Linked DNA regions of Homo sapiens: region 2 is linked to region 1. A link is an interaction called in ENCODE POLR2A ChIA-PET data of the cell type or tissue named here. Cell type or tissue: MCF 10A. All regions are shown on one strand. Each heading gives the region's core, and the rest is flanking DNA. Links, peaks and the distances in the headings are about the cores only. Region 1 overlaps LOC105373954 (a long non-coding RNA gene). Region 2 overlaps LOC124906127 (a long non-coding RNA gene).

What was found. ChIA-PET counts read pairs that join two places held together with the same protein. Peaks named below come from ENCODE experiments on the same cell type or tissue, not always from the same donor. Only the 100,000 strongest peaks of a DNase experiment are listed, where the experiment ranks them.
Region 2: POLR2A ChIA-PET joins it to region 1 with 7 read pairs; 3 of 35 experiments call an interaction of 5 or more read pairs at or near these places.

Annotation. Positions count from the first base shown.
Region 1 is chr2:237,288,024-237,297,252 of GRCh38, forward strand. It overlaps LOC105373954 (a long non-coding RNA gene), which reads right to left. Exons shown (of 4, transcript XR_924039.3): 2 at 6,949-7,066; 3 at 6,613-6,725; 4 at 2,079-3,723. Among named protein-coding and RNA genes, the nearest start is that of COL6A3, 120 kb to the right of the region's middle. In MCF 10A, for the core only: no CTCF peak of the experiment used is centred there; DNase peaks (open chromatin) are centred at 3,238 and 3,598.
Region 2 is chr2:237,136,940-237,146,168 of GRCh38, forward strand. It overlaps LOC124906127 (a long non-coding RNA gene), which reads right to left. Exons shown (of 2, transcript XR_007088143.1): 1 at 6,781-9,229; 2 at 1-6,532. Among named protein-coding and RNA genes, the nearest start is that of COPS8, 56 kb to the left of the region's middle. RefSeq lists enhancers at 677-1,180, 1,181-1,683. In MCF 10A, for the core only: no CTCF peak of the experiment used is centred there; DNase peaks (open chromatin) are centred at 4,872 and 6,932.

The DNA of each region.
Region 1 (9,229 bases), core at 362-8,361:
TCAAAAGAAAAAGTATTTTCATCTCAAGGAATAAATTCTATTGACCTCAGACTTTTCTGTTCTATACATGATGTCTGGCATTAGATCAAAAATTATGAGACAGAAAAAAAAAACAAGACAAAAATAACCCACTGCCAAGAGGCAGAAATAGAACCAGACTCACAGATAGCCAGACGTCCATACTATCAGACAAAAAATTAAAAATAATAGTGATTAATATATTAAAGACTAGTGGAAAAGGTGGACAACATGCATGAGCAGATGACAACTTTCAGCAGAGAGAGGGAAACTATAAAAAAGCATCCAATGGAAATGCTGGAAATAAAATAGTTATGAAGAAAACAAATGTGGTATATATATGCACCATGGAATACTACTTAACCATAAAAAAGAATGAAAGAATGTCTTTTGCATCAACTTGAATACAACTGGAGGCCATTATCTTAACTAACTCAGGAACAGAAAACCAAATACTGCATGCTTTCATTCATAAGGCAGGGCTAAGCTATGGGCACACAAAGGCAAGCAGAGTGGTGAAATGGACATTGAAGACTCAGAAGGGAAAGGATGGGAGTGAGGCAAGGGATGAAAAGTCACCTGTTGGGTACAATGTACACTATTTGGGTGATGGGTATGTTAAAAGCTCAGACTTCACCACTATGCAATTCATCCATGTAACCAAAAACCACTTGTACCCCCAAATATTTATTTATTTATTGTAAATAAATAAAATTTAAATTAAAAATTAGAAAGCCTTTATCAGGCTTATCACTAGACTCAACACAGGCAATGAATCATTGAACTTACAGGTGACTCAATGGAAATCACCAAAATAAAACACAAAGAGAATAAAAGAGAGGGAAAAATAGAGCAGGAAATGAAAAGCCATGGGACATTAGCAAAAAGTCAAACATAAGTGTAATCGAGATTCCTGAAAGGAAAGAGAGAGAGAGAAGAAACAGAAATATTTGAAGAGATAGTGGACAAGAATTTATCAAAACAGTGAAAGATGTTAGATCACAGATCTGTGAAACTTGCGGAACCAGAAACGAGACAGATGAACACTGAGGGGCAGAAAAACACCCCTCAATACGTTATGCATGAACTTCTTAAAAACAAAGACAAAGATCTTGAAAGTACTCCAACACATTACCAACATAAGCACAACGGTAAGAATTTATAGGAGACTCCTTATGAAAAACCATGTAAACTAAATTTCAGAGAGAGAGAGAGCGTGACTCCTGACTGCCCCAGCTGACTCCCGTCCTCCTTGTTTGAGCAAAGCTTGGCGTGTCAAGCTGTCTCATGGCTGTGGCCAAGGGACCACACCTGCCCCAACTCAAGCACAGTGTGACTCTCCCCTGCGGTGCCTCTGCACGTTTGGACTTTGTTACCCTTATTTGATAAGGAACCATTGATCATGCTGAAGCCGTTTCAGAAGAAAAATGCACATATTGATACATCAATTTGATTTCCAAGCTGAATCAAGTGAAGATATATTATAGAGTCAGCTGACCTAGGGACCAAGGAACAAGCCAGAAAATATCAAAATCAGAGTACCCAGGAAGACGAGGCCTCCAAAGAGCTCCAAATGCCGAGGTCGGCCTCATATCGCACAGTTCAGACTCTATGGAAAATAACATCGAGAATGAAATGTTGTGATACCTCGGTGCATGGACTTTTATTATTGTGGGGTTTGAAAGTAAAGGGGAGATAAATATGGGTCATAAAGACCTGTTTTTCAATTCCATTTGTACCCTGCATATTTATATTGATAACACTTCCCCATGAGTCTTTCTAAACAAGAAGCCATCAAGGCAGTGCTTAAGAAGTATAATAATAAAACAATAAATAAATAAATAAAACAGTGTGGGGGGGAATTGCCATAGGAATTAAATAAAGAGACAAAGATTAAATATATTGTAGTACACTGCATTTGATGATAAGATGGGAAAAGGACATGCTGAATTCTGAATAAAGTCTATTAATTATTAAAAAAAGAAGTCTATTTTTCTAGATTACGGGAGTTTAATAAAAGATTTTTCTAAAAAAATTTAAAAAAAGAATCTGTTCTCAGACCATGGCTCTGCCTCTTAACAGCTATTTCACTCTGAAAGAGTTGTTTTACCTCTGAGTCTGTTCCTCCGCTTTCAGAAGGTCATTATGGGGATTAAATAAGGTAAATCAAGGAAAGTGCTCAGCATGATGCCTGGCACACCATAAACACCCAATAAATTTTAGTCACCATTAGCTATTGTTTTTGTTTATTATTCTCATCATTATTTGGTCAGGGTCACTTTGATCAAAGCCAGGGTACAATCTGTTGCTTCTCCATGAGTGCCTTATTCTTTGGGTCTCTCCAAAGCCCAGGATACATTCTTCTGTGACTTTTCACTGTCCATTGCTCATGCTCCTTTACGAGGTTTGAGAGATGAGTGCCAGCACTGTATTTGGGAGCCGCTGCAGCTCTGCACAGACCCAGAACGTCATGTGCTTTCCCCTCGGCGTGGCCAGGGAGAGCTCGTCTACCCCCGCGTGCTACTCGCCAGCTTTCCCCACTTCGAGGGCGGAGCTCAGTGGCTTAGCGTGAAGTGATCAAATGAGTGTTTACACCAAAGCACTCTATGGGTCTATATCAATATTTCTAAGAATCGTTTCATTTATAGAAATTATTACCCAGCTGACCTGTTATCATGTACAACAGCTTCACTGGCAAAAGCATCATATTCTAGATCGGGGCTTAGCAAACTTTTCTGTAAAGGACCAGAGAGTGAATATTTTCAGCTTTGTGGGCCACACACAATCCTGTTTTATAATCTTCTCGTTTTTTGTTACAACTTTTAAAAAATGCAAAGCAACAACAACCAAAAATAAATAAATAAATAACCCACTCTTAACCTGTGGACTATACAGAAAGAGTTTGTGGGCCAAAATTTGCCCACTGGCCATAGTTTGCTGATCCCTGTTCTAGATGTCTGATTTGCTTTGTATTGGACAGTTTGGCAATAGGAAGAATACACACTTAAATTTTCTTCTCTTTGGCAGAATTGCATTAAAAATCAATTCTTTTTAGCTTTTAGGAAACTGAACTCTCGCAGAGATTTAATTGGAAGAGAACCAGCATTTCATTGAAACATATTTGGAAACACGTTGTGTATATTGAGACACACACACAGACACGGTCTCTGTACTCCAAGTAGTTGAAGTCAACAAATGTGTCTGAACTTTTTTAGCTGGTTTCCATGGGAACGTAGATGAAAACAAAACGTATATTCTGAGGAAGCACCAGGTTTTCTGGCTGAGGAAACGTTTTCTGAGTTAACTCTGAAGGGTGTTTTATTTCCAAGAGTGACGGCTTGGTTGATTCTCTCCTCTCCCTCCTCTTTTCTGTCTTCTCCTCCTCCCCTCTCTGTGTGTTCCCCGCGCCACATGTGCCCTTCGTGGTTCTGTGTCCCTCTCTGCACCCTCACCCCCTCCTTGCTGCCGCTCCTGGGCCTCTGGATGAAGCCTCCGCATCTGGTTTCCATCTCCCTGCGCCGCGGGACTGAAGCCCGGCCGACCCAGATTTCCCGTTCATAAATCATTACTCATCTGGAGCCCAGCCAGGAGCACTTCAGGGACTGTTTACTCAGCACGTCTCCTTTTTCAGAAGAACTGCTTCCCTTCTGTGTCGTTTCAAGTCTGGCTGCCATCTTCTACGTTGATCATTTTCCCCATTTTTATCTTTGAAAAGCAGACAAGAGAGGAATTCACTGTGATAAGGCATTTAAATGAGCTGTATCAAACGTACAGCTGGGTCAAACATAAGAGTTTATTCTAATAAAAGTGGCGAGAAATTCGGAAGTACATACATATTGTGGTAAGAACATATGATATTTGATATTTTAAGTAAACTTTGCAGAAGTAGAGGGAGTTAACACATAATCATAGCTATGTGCCAGGTAACACTTGAAATGTTAACTGAATGCTCACGGCAACTCTACACTATAGGTGCTATTAACCTTATTTTACAGATGAGGAAACTGAGGCACAGAAAACATAACTACTAATAACGTGCCCATCTGCTAGTAAATGACGATCCTCTGACAAGGACCCAGTCTGGCACCAGAGCTTCTGCTCTCTCAAGCAGCTGATTCAACTGCTTCTTCGTTTCTTCAACTGTAAAATCATTTCCATTTCACAGATGGGGAAACTGAGGCTCCAAAAGTTAAGCAAATGAAGCTGTAACAGCTATTTTCAAATATTTCCAAACTGTCTCTTTCCTTAGTACTTCCAATGTGTTTTAGTGCTGTACTGCGTGTGTTTACAGTAAACTCCCAAGAAGTTTAAAAATTCCTCTATGTGTCATTAAGGTTTCCAAAAACTACTTTAATTTTTCCATTTTTCACAGAAGCATGTGACTTGCATAGATTTCTCTTAAATGATTTATAAGAGAAATAAAATGAATGTCAAAATGTTTTTACCTAAGAACGGAGTAAATCAGATATTTTTCCTATGGTCATAATGCCAATGACTTCAGAGGAATTTAACGATGAAAATGGAAACATAAAATAAGATAAAGGGCACTGAGTGCTGTTCTAATTTCTGAGTCATATTTTTGGGAAATAATTAATATAAAGAATACTCAGTGACCATTTTCCATGTTTATTCAGTGATAAACACCATGCCAGCTGCTGGGAGAAAAGAGACACATTAAGTAATTTATCTTCCTGCAAAGAGTGACACTGCAGTGGTAGTACATAAGGGTTGGAATGACATTCTTGTCAATTACAGCATTTTGTAGAAATGCAGTTTCTTTGAATGTGAAGGATCAGCTGATCTGTCACCATCATTTTCCAACTGGTATGTTATTGGGGTGGGTTGGGAAAGGGGGCTAGGTTGTGCTGCAGTAACCAACAACTCCAAAATCTCAGTAGGTTAATCCAGCCAAATTTATTTTTTCACTCACATTACCAGTCCTATATAGGACAGCAGAGGCCTCTACTCCACACAGTCACTCAAGGATCAAGGTGATTATGCCTCTACAGTTTTGTACCTAAACCATCAAAAACATGGGGCCTGCATAGAGAGACTGAAGAAAATAGCATGGCTTTTTATGAACTCAACAAGAAAGAACACTCATCTTTTGTCCTTGGCCAGAATTCATTGTCCAGACCCACTACCTGCAATATGAATGGAATATTCGTGGGAGCTGGTGAATCCCACTGTGGGTTCACAGAAATGAAACTAAGGCTCAGAAAAAGGGAAATATCAAGCTTACTTCCTAGCCTCATCAACTCTCCACTCCCTAGAGTTGAAGTAAGAGAATACAAAGCCTTTAGGAACAGTGACAGTTAAAAGACAGATATTCAATGAGGGATAATTGGATAGAGATATTGATTCTGAACTATATTGTAATTAAAATATATTGCTTATCAGAAGCTTACTAAATTCTAGTCCTTGGCATGTATTTTTAAAGCATTTTGAATCCTTACAACAACCCTATGAAGTGAAGTGATTTGCTCAGTGATGCACAGCCCGTAAGTGGCAAATCTGGCACTAGAACACTAGCCAATTGGACCCCAAAGCCAGTGGCATTAACTTGTATGCAATATTCTCAACAATTATCCCATGCAGTGTGAAAACAGTGATGCAAAAGGTTTTGTGCGTTTTTTATATATCATTGACATCAATGTTACCCCCTCCTTATCTCCAGCGCATGTCTCAAAACTTGGTTGTTCTTGCTACCCTGCTCTTCCTTTCCTCAGTCTTTCTCTTAGTTTGCAAATATCCTTTTCATTGATTTGATTTCCTTAATATAATTTATGCCACATTTACTGTGTCCCAGTTGGATGCATATATCACGGTGAAGCAAGTGCATGAAGAATAAACAGAAACTTACCTATTTATCTATTTATACAGGAAAACAGCCCCAGATGGTGTTTAGTCTATGCATCTCATGTTTAAATTCATAAGCTAACTGAGTAATTGTCAAAAACATTCCCCTATTGCTTAGTGGTTTCTATTACTTGTAGGCAAAATATTTATAACTAAGAAAAATCAGAAATTAATTGCAAGTAGCTGACCCAAACATATGGAATTGGCTGAATTTGCAGGGAGGAGGGTGATGATAGTTCTCAAGATTCCTCCATCCTGGGAAGAAAGCTGGTAATTCCTGTTAAACCAACAGCCTACTGAGGCCAATGCTTTAGAATATTTTTTGGCAAATGTCATAGAATCAAGATGTGTTGACTGCCTCTTACTGCCTTTAGTAAGAATCTAAATGAGAATACGAGCTTTGATCCAAGGTTACTGCCTGGAAGCAAAAATGAAAGAAAAAGAGAGAGGGGGAGAGAAATAACAGCAGGGCAAGTATATTATTTATTAAGGGAAGTCCTTTCTCCTGATTTCCAGCAATATAATACTGCTAAGTTTCAGATAAATAGGCCATTTGCAAAACTTAACCATTTCTAAAGCTAAAGTTGAAGTACCAACAAGTAAAATAAGAGATCCTTGTCATTAGAATAAGGCTCTCTAGGAAGAGTCAGAGGAATTCAGGATGCTATTAATAGCTCCACTGGGCCCCAATCAAACACAGCCATCTCAGAGCCTTAGTGTTTGTGGGGCTCCTACCTGGGTTCTTCCTTCATCTTCAGCACCTCTCTCCTCTGCCTAAGATTTTCAGGGCTGACTCATATCTTCGCTTCCTTCAATTGTCTGTTCAAATGATTTATTTCCAGGAAGGTCTTCCTCAGCACCATTTATAAAACACAAACACACATGAACATGCACATTACTCTCACTTCTCCTGCTCTGCTATATTTTTATGCCTAGACTTATCACCACTCAACACAGAATATATTTCTTTGCCCATCTCTGTATATTATTCAGAGTAGGTTAAACTGATGTTATACCAAATAGATTCAAGCATGTAATGTCTCAATACAGTAAGCTTTGTTTCCTGCTCACCTAGTAGTCCTAGGTAGATACTGAAGTTGGCAGGTTGGTTCTCCTCCATGCAGTCATTCAGGGATCCACACTCCTTCCATTCTGTGGCTCCATCATTTCTGAATCCAGTAAGCAGAAGCTAATAGTCATGAAGGGATATACATGGAGGTGTTCATTGTCCAGGTCCGGAACACATCACTTTTGCTCGTTGGGTTGGAAAGGGCTTGGTAATTTGATCATACATAACTTTAAGAAATATTGGGAAATAGAGTTTTGGTGTGTGTCCAAAGTAGAGGAGACTGGATTTTGCTGAACAGCTTGCCCTTTCTATTCAGTGTCCTTCCACTAAAAGGTAAGCTACTTGAAAGCAGAAACTTGTCTGTTTTGTTATATTTACAATGCCTACAGCAATGCCTGAAACGTAGTAGACATTCAATAAGTTCATGTTAAATGAAGTTGAAAAAATGGACATAAGAAAATTTGATTTGAATGTAGCCTGAGAAGGCTGGGACTACAGTCCAGGGCACGTTAGGGACAGATTCAACTATACTCTCACTTCTGTTTATTTTTCACCACACAAACCTCCTGCAGATTATTAAATTTAGAACTAAAGAAATTAAAATGCCCCAAAGCTCTGGACAGTTTACTTTAGTGGGTCATGGTGAATAAAAATCATACTTATCCAACAATTCTGGCATTGAAAACTTATAAACGTATTCTTCACACATAGAAGAGAAAGGAATTTTAGTAATATTAAAGGTAGTTATGTCACCAGAAAACTCCCAAGCTTAGCTAAGAGGGTCTTGAGATTTTTCCATCACTCTCCAAGATGAGTAGCGCACAAATACATACACATCACATGAAAACACTTCTTTTTCTCTCTTAAGCCTGGCCCAGAAGCACACTGGAACACAGAAGTCATTCAATCAGGCAGAAGCTGTGCCCACCAGACAGACTTATTAAGGAGTTCAGTTCACATCCAGGGCAACATGTCAACAAGGACGCGTGTGTCACTTTTTCTGTCCAGAAGAAAACAGCCTGTGCTCGGGACCTTCGACCGATGTACAGTGCGGGTAACATTTCCACCTTGCTTTTCTCTACCAGTTCACACCAGATGTGATGGACAGTTATGCCCAGGTTGCAGGCTGTAAGGAGCTACATCTGGACTGTATCAAGACTGTGTCTGGGGAGAAATGGTTTTTACCATTTTGGTTTTTACATTTTGGTACTATATACCATCCTGTACGTAGACAGCTGCAGCCGCTCCGTGATATTACCTCCAGATGCAATGATTGGTGTGTGTGTGTGTTTCCGTGATATTACCTCCAGATGCAATGACTGGTGTGTGTGTGTGTGTGTCTGTCTATATGTGCATGAGTGTGTGTGTGTGTGAGTGTGTACACCTATGTGTGTACTAGGCAGCCCAGCAGTGGACTCTAGACTAGACCAGACAGCTTGACCAGCATCACTTCTCTAGGATTGTCCTTTCCTGTTATCCATGCAGTAATCTGGTTAGGGTGAGTTGGGATTTGACCCACACTGGGCAGCTGGGCCAGTCAGTGTTTCCCCAGAAATTGGAATGAAGGAGTCAGGTAGCTGTGGATCTCTATCCTAGTGGTGACGTTTCCTTATTCAAGGAAAGAAAGCAAAGTATTAGGAGGTCCCACAAGGTGGGGGAGGAATATGTTAATTGCTGTTGCAGTTTTTTTATGGCAGCTAAATGATGCTGAGGGGAACCTCACAAATAAAACTGTCTTGATAGAAATAATGATGACTATCTTTTTACTGAATATATATAATATGTCAAATAGGGTATTAGTTACTTTACTTGCAAGAATCCTGGGAAGTAGATATTATTTCTATCTCTACTTTACACATGTAAAAACTGACTCACAAAGGTCAAACTAACCCAAATGCATTAGTTTTTTTTTTTTTTCTTGACGGTTAACAAATTTCACAAACTTAGTGCTTAAAATAGCACAGATTTACTACTTTACAGTTTTGGAAGTCAGAAGTCTGGAATGGCCTCAATGAGTGGGGATCAGGGTGGAGCAGGACTGCTCTTCTTCCTGGAAGCTCTAGGAGAGAGTTTCCTCCGTGTCTTTTCCTTCTAGAGGCTGACACATTCCTTCCCTCACTGCCCCTTCCTCCACCTTCAGAGCCAGCAACAGAGCCTCTCTCTGGGTTTGCTTCTCTCTGAGCCTCACACCTTGCTCCCTGAGCCCCTCTTGTTCTCATCTGTCTCCTCTCCCACCTTTAAGGGCCCATGTTATTACATGGGGCCTGCCAGATAATCCAAGAA
Region 2 (9,229 bases), core at 701-8,700, 150 kb before region 1:
CGTTTAGTTGTCAGATCTCCCTGGTCCTCTAATCTGGGACAGTTCTCAGTCTTTGCCTTTTATAATCTTCACACCAATGATGAAAGCCCATCTGTTATTTTGCGGATATTTTCTTTGTGACGCTGAAATTATGCATTTTTGCCAAGGGTACCCCAGGAGCAACGCTGTGCCCTTCTCAGTGCATTGTGCTTGGTGGGTACGTGAGGTCAATATGTCTTATTACCAGTAATGGTAACTCGATTTGGTTCAAGTGGTGTCCGCTAGGTTTCTCCACTGTAAAGTTTCTGTTCTTCCCTTTGTAATCAGTAAGTATCTGGTTGGGGGATACTTAGAGGCTGTATAAATACTCTGTTCTTCATCAATCTTTCACTCACTAATTTTAGCATCCATCAAACGACCTTTGCCTGCAATAATGAGTACTACGGTGTTTGCCGAGTAATGATTTTTCTATTTCCATCATTCTTTCTACTGGAATTCTACTGGAAGTTAGAGCTGAACTTCCCCTCCTGTTTATTTATTCAGTTATTCTTCGTATCCATGTGGACTCAGGGGTGTTTTCTAGATTCTAGGAACTGTCATGTGTTGCCATCATTATACATTTTGTTGCTCTGCGTATCCCAGGCTCAGTCACTGGGGGAGCCTTCCGGTTGGCCCCTGTTCTGGCATGGCCCTGTCATTTTTGGATCCCTTTCTTACTCTCTAGCACCACAAAATATTCCTGGCTAATCTTGCTCATTCCCAGTGTCAGCCCTGGTGTCAGCCATTTCTCCCAGGAGCCCTGGTTCCTTTAACTGGAGATCGTTATTTAGAGTCCAAGGCCTGGGCACTAGGTGCATTCACTGCTGCCAGGGCGTCACTGCTACTCGGCCCTCCCCTTTGTCCCTGAGGTCCATTTGTCACTGTGTGTTCTGCCTTGGACCCCTCAACATTCTGCCTGTGTGGGAAAGGCGAGACACTCTCCAGTCCCTTTACCGAAGCTGCATTTTACCTCTGTCCACTGTAGTCAGAGTCCAGTAGTGCCACCCCTCCTGCCCCTCTTCCCCACTTTCTTGCGTTCCTGCCACTCTAGGTCCAGAGTACAAAGTACACTTGACAAATCTCATGCAGCTCATGGGAGCTGAGTGGGGCCTGGTCCCAGTGACAGGCTGCCCCCAGGCTGGGGTTGCCCGTCGACCGCAGGCCGTGGCCTGAGAGCCCAGCAGACGGCCACCTGCCCCTGTGCCTGCGGCTCAGTGCCAGCCTCAGACACAGCTCTAAGGAAGGGAAAGGATTCGTCATGCTGAGGGAAAGCTGTCCTAATCCATAGGATTTAGGATGGCTCAACTATCAGTGGACCTTAGGTTTTTTGTTTCTTTGATTTGCTTCAGTTCACCTGATTAAACAACTATAAACCTTGGGCTTGGGAAGGAGATTTCCTGTTGAAATATGTGGATGGATAGTACCATCACACCGTACATCTTGTTGTGTGGAATTGTTTTAAAATAGCAGCTTGTTTTTTCTTTTCTCCCCGCTGTGCTTAGGTGAGATTGCCCAAAGCTAGTGAGGGTATATACAATAGGCACCTTCATACATTGTTGGAGGGAAAAGAAATCTCTTCAACTTTTTTGGAAATACATTTTGCAGCACGTTTTATGAGATTAAAAATGTTCATATGCTTTCACTCATTAATTTCTTCTCTTGGAATCTATTCTGAAAACTAAACAAAAAATATGAAAAAATAGGCAAAGATTTATTTTGCCATTTTTATAATAATCAACTTGAGTAGAAAAACCCTGAAATAGTCAATCATAGGAAAGGTGAAAAATTATTACAAATGCACTTGATAGAATATTATAGAGTCATTAAACAATTTTCCCAATAAATAATATTAGCAACATGGAAAAGCACTTATGATATATTAAATTTAAAAAGGAAGATACTAGGTTAGTTGTACATTTGGACAACACACACACACACACACACACACACACACACACAGTTATTTATGAATACATAAAAGACCAAGGGGGAAAGAACTAAAGTATAAATAGTAGTTATGTTATGGTGTTTTGTGTATTTTTCTTTTCCTTCTACATTTTGTATCTTGTAAATCTTCTTGAAGGAGCCCAAACTACTTTGATAACAGAGTGAATAAAATAAGGTTTTTCATTTCTTGTAAGAATAGATGTCTTAGGGGTATTAAAGATTAGATTTAATATTTACTTTTAAAATAATTGTTCTCAGCCAAAATGCCATCTGGCTAGCAGAATTATCTGGAACACCTTTCCAAAATACACATCTGCATATCCAGCCCCCATGCACACCCAATACACATGCACGTGCACATGCACATACACACACATGCACGTGCACATGCACACACACACACATGCACGTGCACATGCACACATGCACACACACGTACACCTATGCACACATGCAACCCATATGCACACATGCACACATGCACATATATGAACACATGCACACGTGCAAACATGCACACACACACGTATGCACACACAAACATGCACCGACGCACACATGATCCCACACACATGCACACATACGCACACACATGCACATATGCATGCACATGCACACGCACACACATGCACGCATATGCACACACATGCTCACATATGCACACACACGCACATGCACACACACACACAAAGGCACATGCACGTGCACACACTCAGTCACTGGGACTAAGACCCACAGTGCTTGTTCCTCGCTGCAAGGTTGTATCACCAAGGAGTTGGGGAACTCAGCTGAGAGGGTGACCTTCCTCCCAGGGTGGGGGGACACAGAGACAGACCAGGGCTTATGCAGGCCTTTACTAATAATCCTACCACATTTGTTTAAAAAATATAAAGGAATATTTGGAAACAAAAGAAAAGAAAGAAGTTACTTAGAGTCCTACCTGTCTAGAGGGACCAGTTTGCATTTTTGTGTATTTTATAGGAGTGTTTTTGAAAAAAATATATCCTAGCCCTTAAAACAAACCCCCTCCCCATTCCTTCCTGTGCTTGTGAGGAATGAGGCATGGTGCTTTGGTCATGGCCCCATGCGCTGCTGGGGCTGGGTCCAGTCCTGACATTTTTTAGGTGTCTGAATTTGGACACATTCCTTAGCCTTTTTCAGGTTACTTGTCACTATTTTTTTGGAACAAAATATGATGATAATAGTTTCTATAGACCTCATAATATTGTAGTGAGGTTGAAAACAGATACCCATATAAGACACTTAGAATAATGTCTGGCCCATGGTGAACACTCAATACCTTTTATTATTAACATCATCCCTTTCATTATTATTACTAAACAAATGGCTGTACTCCTAGTAGAGGTCACAAATGGTGGTCCTGGGTTAGGTTCGCAGATATGTTTTGGTTGGCTCTCACCGTGTTTTGTTTTGTTTTGTTTTTTGAGTCTCGCTCTGTCGCCCAGGCTGCAGTGCAATGGTGCGATCTCGGCGCACTGCAACCTCGGCCTCCTGGATTCAAGTGATTCTCCTGCCTCAGCCTCCTGAGTAGCTAGGATTACAGGTGTGCACCACCATGCTCAGCTAATTTTTTTGTATTTTTACTAGAGACAGGGTTCCATCATGTTGGTCAGGCTGGTCTTGAACTCCTGGCCTCAGGTAATCCACTGGCCTCGGCCTCCCAAAGTGTTGGGATTACAGGTGTGAGCCACCACGCCTGGGCCTCTCACCATGTTTTAAAATATTAATGAATTAACAACTAAAAAGCAGGAGACTTCACAGAAAATTCCAGATTTCTCATGGCTCTTGAAATACTGTGAGCATCTGACAATCCTGAGCCTGTTTTCCTGTTTGGTGGAAACCCGCAGGAGCTGGGCTGCCCTCCCACTGCCGTCATTGCTATTGATGGCCTGTGTCTGTGGGACATTTATAAATGTTCACCATCATCCCTTTACCGAAAGATGCTCTTTGATTTATAAAAACCAGGGAAGGTCTAGTCCAGAAGGTCAGGCAGCTGCACAATGTCAAGTTAGTGCTGAGTGTGGACAGCCAAGGATGCTATTAGCTGAGGGAGCAACAGTGGAGATACTGGTTGAGAAGTTCATCTCAGATTGGGAGCTGAGTGTAAGAGGACAGGGCTGGGTTGGGGCCACAGGCAAGGCCAGAGCAGGTCCCAGGTGCAGCCCACCAATCCAAGTGGACCTGGGAGAAGCCTGACTTGTAGGGGATGGTCCCCAGTAGAGGCCTCTAGGACTCCTTGGACAGGCTCTGGAATTCCTAGTTCTGAGAGAAGGGCCAGAGTATGGGCTCAGCTTCAAGGCCTACAAACAAGTCATTTGTCCAAAATGGTCATTAGCAAGACCTCCGGTGATCCTACTCCTCTTTAAGCCAGAGGGCTATGGAGGCCAGACCTACTCTGCCTCTTTGAGCTGGCCCCAGTGGTGATGGGGTCTCCTTGCATGGTTGAGAAGACCATGGGCTGGGGGAGGCAACAGATGATTAGGCCAGTAGCACATGGCCGTTGGGGTGGGGATACAGTACAGCCTTCGGTCACAGATCAGGGAAGAGTGAACTGGCTGGTGTAGGGATTGAGCCTGAGACTGGTCTCATTCACATTGAAACTTCCCAGAGCAGACCATGACTCCCAGAATGTCGCTGTAGTTCCTTAGAGACCTATGTGCTCTTCCATAAATACTGTATCATCGTGGGTTTCCTGACACGCAGGTTCCAGTAGATTGAGGTGGGAGGAAGAACAGGCTGAGTGATCCTAACTGGAGCCCTCCCCAAGGCCAAGGCCACTGACTCATGTTCCCACAGGCCATCTTTTCCTTGGTTTCAGGGAACTGCTGTTGGCTAGTAGCCCTTAGCTGTGGGCGGGAAAATTGCATCTTCAAGACATAGAATACTTAGTACTCTTTATTTATGTATCCTTTCTAACCACAGTGAAAGGCAAAACCATCTAGAGAGCTAGAGTTTCCAACCATGGCCACACCCCAAGTCTTTGCCCCCAGGTCCTCATGTTCTCTTGGGAGAGCTGCTACTTTGCAGCCAAGTGGAAAATTGGTGTGAGGTCAGAAAGGCCCTGGGCAGGGCCGCTCCCAGCTTCTCTTCTCTGTGCCAGGCTGCCCAAAACCCTGGTCTCCATCCCAAATTAACTTACTCATCAGAGGAGATACTTTTACCATTAAAAATCTACAATTCATGGTTCAAGATGGCAAGCCCATAAGTCAAACTTTCTCTCTCCAAAATTCCCATGGAAAATGAACAAATGTAGGAAGAGTGCTGAAAAGTGAATTAGTGCTGGGAAACAGAGAAGGTTGATCTCCACAGGCTTCAGAAAGTGTCTTCAACATACTGCATAGATGGGTTGGATGGAAGGAAGGATGTACCAACTCGTGCATATTGGGCATGTATTGGAAAACCCCTCCTGGGAAGAAAGTGGAGGCCCCAAAGAGCCTCAAGCTTGGAATGCTAGGCTCCTAAGGGCATGGGGCTGTGGAACAATTTTGGAAAGGGTGGTGGGGTTTAGCACATGGGTGGGTGGAAGCCGTGGGTGCTCTGAGTGGCTCAGCTTACATCAGCTAAAGCACAAATCACCAATGGGGGACCCTGAGAGCTGTGTTCTGTTTCCTAATGCATGATGCTCCCTATAGGATCTGTCTTCTTCTTCCCACAGTCTACCTTCTTAATTCAGACACAGACAACACCCTCAAAGGCACAGCAACATTGAGGTGGACTGGCAGTGGGGCAGTTAGTTGACAGGGCAAGGGCAAAGGTGGCAAGTTATCCAGAAGCTCATAGGATAATCCCCCTTAGTTGGTGACATGCCATCCTTCACCTGTATGTATCCTGAGCTGGGACAGATTGTGGTAAGAAGTCTGAGGAATGGGAAAGGATATCTTTAGATCCTGAAGATCATCTTAGATATGACTCAGAGATAGCAATGCATCCGTTCTTGTGCCAGGCCAGCCACTTACCAGCTGTGTGACTTCTGGACCTCAGTTTCCTCATCTGTTAAAATAGGTCTAATCTCAGCACCTACTGCATAAGATTTTTGTGAGGATTACATGTGATGTGTGTAAGGCACCGTAGCTTAGTGATTTCAGGATTACTACTTCAAACTAGTTCCCCTAGATTCAGTGCTAGGCACTGAGAACCCAGGCAGAGGTAGATGTTTAAATAGTATTTGTTAAATTTGTTATTATCATTCATTTCAGTTATCTGATGCTACAAAACAAATCCTAGTGACTTACCCCAAAACATAGGGGCTTAGAACAACAAAATATAACTATTACCACAAATGGTTTCTTGTGGATCAGGAATCCCAGGCACCTTGGCTGGGTGGCTCTGGCCTGAGCTTTCTGAGGAAGGTTCAGTGAAATGTCAGCCAGGATTGCAGTCATCGAAGGCTAGAGTGGGGCTGGAGGAGTCACCTTCAAGGTGGCTCATTTGTGTAGTTAGCTAATTGGTGCTGCCTGTTGGCAAAGGCCTTGTTCCTCCGTGTGGGTCTCTCCATGTGGCTTGGGCTTCCTCACATAATAGTGTCTTGGTTCCAAAGGTGAGCATCCTGACACCCAGAGAGAGAAAGAGAGAGAGAGAACCAGCAGGAACATCAAGCTTCTGCCATACTCCATTGGTCAGGCAATCACAGTCCCTGCCCAGATTTGAGTGGGGGAAACTAGACCCCACATCCCATTGGGAGGGATGAAATGGGATAAATACATGTGAGTACAAATATGTGTCCTTGGAACATAAAATCTGACACATTATTGTTCTTCTTATTATTAGAATTTGAGAGAGAAGCTTCATACCCACCTTTTGTAAAAGTTACTGGCAGTCAGAAACTGGTCTTGTCTGTCCCATGTGTGAACAGAGGTGGACCTTTCTTGCCAAGCTCCTGGATTGATAAACAACGTCTGGAAATTTTTTTTTAATGAAAATCTTGGCTGGGTTAGTGATGGAGCATGAGAAACAGAACACAAAGAACTATTCAATGATTCATCAAATTTATATCATATTGCAAAATTCTTGCACTTAAAAAAACTGGCTGTGAAAATCAGTGTCATAGGTACCCATGATATGTGGTTTTAAAGAAGAACAGAGGTGGAAGCACAGACTTTAGAGTGTCTGGAGGGAATCTCCCTCACTTGGCTTTATGGTCTCCAGTCTACTCCATCCTCTGACCCTGTTCAACCCCTTACTCTCAATGTATGACCTTGCATCCTTCTCAGAGAAAATAGGAACCGTCACATGGAGCACTCTCACCTTTGCACCACCAAATCGGCACTCCCCCTTGTGTCTTTTTTAAAATCTCCTCTTCCTTTTCCCCATTACAATGAAAGAGTGGTCCCTCTTCTGACTGCAGCTAGCTCCTCTTTGCCTGCTCTGGATCCCATCCCACTTCTTCATTCCAAGGACCACTAACATGTCGACCCCCACCGCTGTCTGTCTTTGACATTTTGCTTGTATTTTCCCCTTTTCAACAGTTCATGCCATTCCCATATTTAAAAGCACCTAAGAAATCCCCATCAACAACACCAATCAAAACTACCACCAACACCAGTACAAATAATCCTCTACACAGGCTGTACCCCCCACCACTCCCATCTGATTCCCTGCAGGTACTGTCCTGTCTTCCTGCTCCCTTCACAGATAAACTTGCCCTAAACAATTGTCTTCACTTACAGTCCCCACGTTCTCATATCTCACTCCTTCCTCAGTTCACTTCAATCTAGTATTTGCCTACATAACTTCACTGGAATTGCTCCCACTGTTGTCCTCAGTCAATCCAGTGGACACCTGTGGTCCTTCCCATCATGCTGGGTCTCTCTGTGGCAGTCTCCACTACTGACTACACTCTTGTGTGTAGAAACCATCTCTTATCTAGGCTTCTGGAACTAAACACTCTTGGTTTGCCTTTTAGACAGACTCCTCCCTCCTCTGCTTAACCGTTAAGCTTTGCAGTTTCTCAGGCACCCTCTTAACGGAATCTTCTCCTCTCACTTCCAATAGTCTGAGGAGAGATGGATTGAAAAAAAAAATGCATCCAAGCAGTTCAGACCCCAACAGTATTCCTCTCTTTGGGGCATCTCCTCCTATGGACATTCTCCTCCTCTACTCACCCTTCACCAGCTCTTCCTGAGTTGGCTGAATGGGAGCACTTGAGGGGGATAGTAGGAGTACATATTAGGGATCCCTATTGTGGGCACAGATTGAGTCAGCCTTTCCAGTTTTATCAATAATAAAACATATTTTTTTATTTCCATCTGACACCTGTGCCTTATCTCTTAAATTTTAAAGGAGAAGAACGAGTTATTGTTTATGGTTGTATTCAAATTCCAACATACATAATTACTGTCCGGTTGCCCTACCAGGCAGTCAACTCCATGAGGTCAGAGACTACCTCCGTATTGTCCACTCTGATTCCTCAGCACCCAGCATAGCCCCCAACACATTTAAGACAGTAACACTTGTATAGAATATTTCAATTTTCAAAACACATTTGCATAAATATTGCATGTAATTTTTACCATAATAGTATTCTGCACTCCCATCTTCCCCAGACCCACTTTTAAAGTTAGGGATTAAAGTCTGAGAGAGATTAAACAATGGAGATTGAGAGCCATTGAACTAATAAATTTTCCAGGATGTAAAGAGAAGTTTTTCTAATATTAATAACAATTTTTCTAAGTCCTGGTGTTTCAATAATTGTTATACAACTTGGGTATGCAACTGAATCTATATGAAATGTTTTAAAATAAATCTACAATTAAGAGATTTGCCAGTGTGCTCAGTAATTTTCAGATTTGTCAGCTTCTTCATTTCCAGAATGGCAGAATGAGGAGATTGTCAAATCCTCTCCCCAAAAAGTAATAATAAAACTGGACAAAATTATCAAAAACAACCATCTCAGGACTGAAAATTGACCAAAGCCATACAACAAATTGAGAAGCATTTACTCAAGATAAACTACTGAACCTCAGGTAAGAAAAATAGTGTGTGGTATTTTTAAGCCTGGGGCTACTTCATTTTCCCATCCCCCAGCTTAGTCAATGCAGTAATTCTACCAGGGAAAGCATACCTTAAAAACCAGCACCTCACCTGCTAGAGGTGGCTTATTTGGTTAAAAGCTGTGCACAGAAAGACCCCATGCTCAGATGTGTTGCTGAAAATAAGTAGAAATCTCAGTGGCAAATGAACAAGAAAGGAAATGTCATGGCTAGCTCAAAGTTTAGATACTGCTTGGAGCAACCAAGACTGGCAG